2 separate regions of the Homo sapiens genome follow, and region 2 is linked to region 1. A link is a contact called in ENCODE POLR2A ChIA-PET data. All regions are on one chromosome and are shown on one strand. Each heading gives the region's core, a stretch centred on a gene start or an enhancer-like site at or near the end of the contact. The rest is flanking DNA. Distances are from core to core; before and after follow the strand shown.

What was found. ChIA-PET counts read pairs that join two places held with the same protein, here RNA polymerase II (POLR2A).
Region 2: POLR2A ChIA-PET joins it to region 1 with 12 read pairs in T-cell. The contact joins the promoter of B3GNT2 here to the promoter of CAMKMT in region 1. POLR2A ChIA-PET finds 5 or more read pairs at or near these places in 2 of 52 experiments (GM12878 and T-cell).

What each region holds. Positions count from the first base shown.
Region 1 is chr2:44,360,416-44,363,315 of GRCh38, forward strand. CAMKMT (calmodulin-lysine N-methyltransferase) reads left to right here and starts at 1,532. Exons shown (of 11, transcript NM_024766.5): 1 at 1,532-1,730. The coding sequence starts at 1,593. It overlaps PREPL (prolyl endopeptidase like), which reads right to left and starts at 1,079. Exons shown (of 14, transcript NM_001171613.2): 1 at 965-1,079. RefSeq lists enhancers at 451-1,345, 722-1,921, 1,158-1,627, 1,346-2,239.
Region 2 is chr2:62,194,763-62,197,662 of GRCh38, forward strand. B3GNT2 (UDP-GlcNAc:betaGal beta-1,3-N-acetylglucosaminyltransferase 2) reads left to right here and starts at 1,353. Exons shown (of 2, transcript NM_006577.6): 1 at 1,353-1,593. LOC124906013 (a long non-coding RNA gene) reads right to left here and starts at 1,251. Exons shown (of 2, transcript XR_007086336.1): 1 at 377-1,251; 2 at 1-145. RefSeq lists enhancers at 1-445, 1,052-1,658, 2,639-2,748 and silencers at 739-968, 1,259-1,698, 1,879-2,228.

The DNA of each region.
Region 1 (2,900 bases), core at 282-2,781:
AAAAATCCAATTTGGTTCGGTTCCAAATACTGGACATACTCAACTTCGGATTTTTAATGTTAAAAAGGTATTTAGCGCTTTAATTAAAAACAACAAAAAACCCCTGCAAGATGCACAAATAAAATGTAAGGCCATCTCTGGTTTGTCAGGAGGTAGCTTTTATTAACCTTGATTGCTAATAAGTAGTTAAGAGTCAGAGAGACCTGGGTTGAGGTCTTAGCTCCTACACTTAACTGTGTCTCCGGGCCTCAGTTTCTTCATCTGCAAAAATGAAATGACACCATTTACCTTCTAGGGTTGTTGTTGTAAAGACAAAATGAGACAGCTTAACATTAAGACCATACAGTGCCTGGCACATAGTGACCACTCAATAAATGGCAGTTGCTATTATTTACGACAGGAATAATCTAGGTATGTTGCACACCGCTGAATGTCATTATGGAAGTCTTCCACAAAATGCCCCCTGGTATCAAAGGTAGAATGCTGCGTCAAATTTACCATAGATCAGATGCGCTACGACGCCCCCGCCCCCCTTAATCCCTTTCCATGTCGCAGCAAAATAATGGGCGATTGGGGGTAGGGGAGCAACACTAGTTTACTAGCCGACACTAGTAAAAAAAGGGGAAAAAAGACCCGAATAACAAGGACCTGCAAAGGTCCTACATCACCACGTTCCCACAGCCTTTATCCATCCATCTTTCATCCCCAAGAAGACAGTATGCAAGGCTAGGATGGGGGTGGGGTAGATAAATGGGTGTTCTCAGGAGAACCTATTCGTTTACCCCGTGCAACTCTCCACCCCAGGGATGAGGCGATCTGAATGCAACAGGGAGAGGGACCAGGTGACACGCACGCAGTGCCGGGACATTAGTCAAAAAGCGAGGACCTGGGGACTGAGGGGTGGGTGGCTGGGCGGGGGGAGAAAGGGGAGAAGGAAAGAGACCAGCACACCCCCCATACATACGCAAATTGAGAGAATCAGTCCGGCTCTGGACACAAACCAGTGAAGGCAGGCCGGAGAACCTGAAGCTCTCAGAGGGGAGCAGGTGTCACCGCAGGCAAGTCCAGCCGAAGTCTGCGTTCCGCAGCCCACAGAACGACAACTTACCCAGAGCCGCCTAGAGCTGGTTTGCAGCACGCCAATCTACGTAACCTCAATCTAGCACGAGCAACAGGCAGATTTCGCCATCTTTGTTGTGGTCAAGGAGTCTTCTTGGGTTCCTGGGTTCTTTAGTCTCGAAATATATAAGACTTTTCGTTCTTCGCTAGTCTTCTGAGCTCGAGATGAAGCACAGAAGGCTAAAACAATGAGGGACAGCGTTCCAGTAGCCCTGCCACAGCTCTCTCATCCTCTGGTCCGCCCTCACTCAAGATGGCTACCAGCAAGAATGGTGCAATGGCGTGACAGCTCGGCCCTGGTTGCCAAGGAGATGCGAGTACCGGAAATGCGGAATTCGGGGAGAGCGCGCATGCCTGGTCCGGTGGAGGGAGGGTGCCGGGCGTCACAGGTCCTGACAGGGAAGAAGTTGGCAGGTCCTGGCAGGGGACGAGCTGCGGCGGTGGCACCTCCGGGTGTGGAAGGCTCCAGTGAGATGGAGTCGCGAGTCGCGGACGCTGGGACCGGCGAGACCGCGCGAGCAGCGGGCGGGAGTCCGGCAGTTGGCTGCACCACTCGGGGGCCCGTAGTCTCGGCGCCCCTGGGAGCCGCCCGGTGGAAGCTCCTGCGGCAGGTAAGGGAGAACCTGCTCGCCTCACCTTTGCCTCTGGTCACTCCTCTCTCACGTACCGGGGGAGCGACTGTTCGCAGTTCTTTCCTCTTGGCAGCTCTGGGAGACCCTTCTCAGTTTGCCGGGAGCCACCTGCGAAGCTCCCCCTCGCTTCACCTAAGCGTCCCATCCAAGAGGAGGAATCATGTGGGGTTGGGTGGGGAGCGGGACAGCCAAGGCTGAGCTCCTGGGAAACTCAGATCGAAGTAGAAGAACCCCTTCTAGACATTTTTGTGCGTCTGGGGGACTTTTCCCCTTCTCGCCAGTCTCTGGTGCGCCCGCCGCTCCCCACTGCTCTTTTCCTGCTTCTGTTTTGCCTCCTTCCCCAGTTTCTTCTAGCTTAACTCCCAGCCTGGTTCGAGTTACCGATATTCGTCTGCACCCTCTGGCCCCGTCTTTTGCCCAGCGTGGTTGACTATGCCGGGACTGAGACACGGCATGCGTTCCCTCGGCATCTTCCGTACAGCGGAGCGTGCAAGGAGTAGGAAAAGCTGATACCCTCTCTCACTGAGGTCTCAAAGTTAAATGATTATCTTGTAGTTTGTAGTGATCAGCGAGATTCTCCGTGTCCAAGGTGGGCTAGTCAAAGTGTGTTCGTTTTTGAATGATGGTATCTTCTGGTACTTCAAAGTTTCTGCTGTTACTTACAACTCCACTCGTGCAAGCTTGACGGAAGTTCTGATTTATGATCACTCACATTCTTCGCTCACTTCTTGAAGTGAAGTCTGGTTATTGTTTTTGCATAGCAGTGTTATGCCTCTGCCTGAAGTTTTCTGCCGAAAACTTTACTCAGGAGGACATTTTTCCATTTCTGACAGTTGTGTTTGGAAAAGAGTTTCCCAGCTATTGCCACTTTACTTGAGATTGTGCTTTTAGTATTTTGGGGATCACTTTGTTTGCAGTTGCCTTGAGTCACCTTTTCATACAGTGGTCTTTTAGTGCTTTTAGAGTTATGAGTTAAGTAGATCATCAGAGTTAATTAAGATTTATTTGCTGATACATTGACAGTCTTTCCAGACCAGTAATGATCTGGTTTTGCTATTGTTACAAATGGTATTACAGGATAAGAAAATGCATGTCCTCACAGATCATCATAGGAAGTATCTATAATAAAGTAAATATCTAATTTTTTTT
Region 2 (2,900 bases), core at 103-2,602, about 18 Mb after region 1:
TCTGTGCATCCGCAGCAACTTGGTCTTTCTTCCTTTGCTGAGTTTGGTTAAGGGAAAGGGCCGATTATTGAGTGGGCTCAGTTCACAGGTGCCTGAAATTCCTACTTAGCAATGTTCCTTTCCAGCTGATTCCGCCTCCGAGAGCCTTAGGAAAAAATGCTAACAGTTAGGAGCGAAGCGTCCTTAATTGCTCAGTCCAATTATCTAGATGGGTCCAGGTTCGGTTTCGATTCAGAGATAAGGACCAGGGGGCGGGGACGCTTCCAGGTGAGCCCCTGGTTAGGCTTGCCTCCCCGCGGAGCGCACGCGGGTCTCGCTGGCTGGACTGGGCCTTTCAAGACCAGGTAACTTCTCCATCCGGTATCGCCAGGCTTACCTGGGGGCCTCAGAATTGTGTCAGCTGCGTCTCTGAGTCACCTTGGAACCCCTCGAAGGAGCGCGGGGCTAGGAGGGCGCATCGGTGGGCCCGGGGACCCCGCTGCTAGGTGTGGTTGGCGCCAAGGCCGCCTCTGGCCGGCGGAGCCCTGCAGTGTCCGGAGGGTGCGGTCAGAGTCCGGCCCTTTAGGCCTTGCCTCGGTATCCGCCTTGCCCCTTGGGCCGCGGCACGGGTTCGGGCCGAGCGCCCGGCATCTTGCGTTTCTGGCTTCCTGAGACGGGCGTGGGACCTCGAGGAAACCACTCTGCATGACCCCACGAAGAGAACTAAGGACCACCCCCCACCCTTCCTGTCCTGGACGGCTTCATAAGCCAGAGGATCCAGTGGCAGTACCAAGCAGGGCACCACTCTGGGTCGTGAGCACCTAAGAGGTGGAGCAAAGGTCAGACCCCAGGGTGGCCCAGGCCTCCCTCCCCCGCCTCCCCGGCGGGGCCATTCCTCACCCGCCCCAGCACTGGAGGGGGCGGCCGGGGTCGGTCTAGTTCCGGTTACAAACTGGACAGAAAAGGCCACTGGAGTCTCGCTAGGCGATGCGCCTAGTCCCCTAGCCTCAGACGAACCGCAAGAGGGGCCACCCACAACTGGAGGGGCGGAGGCTGGAGCTGAGTTTCATTAGTGTTTTTGGAGCTGCCAGGCATTTCCAGGGGGGTCGCCTTCCTAGAGGCCCCCTTTCCCCAGCTTAACCCTCGGCTTTGCAGGAGGGTGCGTGGGGGCTGGAGGGTCCCTGGAAGCCGCAGGGAGCGCGGGCCCGGGTGGGTCCTGGTACCGGGTGGGGAGAGCGGAACCCTCCCAAAACTTGGGGCGCGGGGCGGGGCCGTCGGGCGGTGACGTGAGGGGCGGGGCCGGGCCCCATTGGCGGGCGGGCAGGGGAGGGGCGGGGCCGGGCGCCCGCGGCGGCTGCTGCGCCTGGAACCGGAGCCTGGAGTGAGGCGCAGCGGCAGCGGCAGCAGCGGCAACAAGTGCCGGAGGCTAGCAGAGCCAAGCCGGAGCAGTCCCTGCCGCCGACACCGCCGGGCCGCCCGTCCGGGGCGCCGCGCATGGAGCGTGAGCTGCGGCGGTCGCCGGGCTGAGCCGCGCGGAGCGGCCGGGACGTGGATGTGGCCGCGATCTCCCGCCCTTGCCCCCGCCCCGCCGAGCTGGAGCTGCTCCCGGACAAGGTAGGGCCCGGGCGCCGAGCACCCCCGCCGGCTCCCTCCCCGCTGCCCTCTCACCGCCAGGCCCCTCTACCAGTCCCCTTCCGCCTCCCTGCTTCCCGGCCCCACCTTCCGGACACCCTGCTACCCCCGCCCGGTTCCTCGCCGGTTCCGGCTTCGTACCCGCGCCCCGGTGGAGGAAGCCGTCCCTAGGTGGCTCCTGCCGCATTTAAGCCTCCCTTACCTTCCCGCCGTCCCAGCCACCCAACCTCAGCCCAGAGGGAGAGGAGAGGGACACCGCCCGCTGCGGGGCTTTGGAACCTCCCAACCCATTCCGTGCCCACCTCGCCCTGGAGCCCGGGGACCTTCCCCCTCCTCGCTGCACCCCAACTTCCGGGGGATCCGGCGCCGGGGCGATGCGGGCTTTGGCAAGGGGCATCTGGGGCCGGGCCTCCTCATCCGGGGCGCGCGGGCATTTCGGGGAGGGGGGCGCGCGTGATTCCTCGCTCGCACCCCCGCACCCCACCCTCGCACTGCGCCGGCCTCCCGTGCCGCATGGGGAGATCAGGTGTTTTGTGAGCCAAAGAGCCGCCGGCAGCCGCTCCCCACCCCCCACCCCCAACCTCTGCCACTTCTGTCTCCGGCTCCCCCAAAACTGGTTTCTGCCAAACTTAGGGAAAACCTTTCGCTTTGACCTTTTAAAAAAAATATTCCACACTGTTTGCGTTGAATGATTAACCAGGCTGCTAGCCCGAGTCGTGGGGGTGGGGTGGGGCGGGGTGGGGTGGGTGCTGCCAGGCCAGGGAGCGCCTGAAGCCGGACTCTACGAGACACCCCTCGTGGGAAGGTGGGCGTGGGGGGCCCTGCCGGGGCTGCGGGCGCGGGACTGGCGGCTACTCCAGCACGGCAGGCGGACCCTTCTGGAGGCAATAAACCGAGTCACCCGGTTAATTTCCAGGCCACGGTATTTGAAACTCGGGGCTGGGGAGCCGCAGAACTCCCTGTACCCCCATCAAGTAGAGGAGCCGTCGGGAGACTCCCCACAAGTGTCACAGCGTCAAAGCTCATCTTTAAAAATATGTACATTTATAACCTGGGTTGGCGAGGCGGCGCTCTTCTGCCCAAAACGTAGGGGTGGTTAGTTTGTAGAGTGGGCTTAGCTCACAGGTGCCTGAGCTGTATCCCCGTGGCCGCCTCAGCCACCCCAACTTCTCAGAAAGATTGTTTAGAACAATTAAACTATATTCTTTTGCCCTTCTCTTGTTGGAACCCTACCGTAATATCCGATAGCGAAGCCAGTTGGTGAATATAGAATTCTACTTGTTAAAACA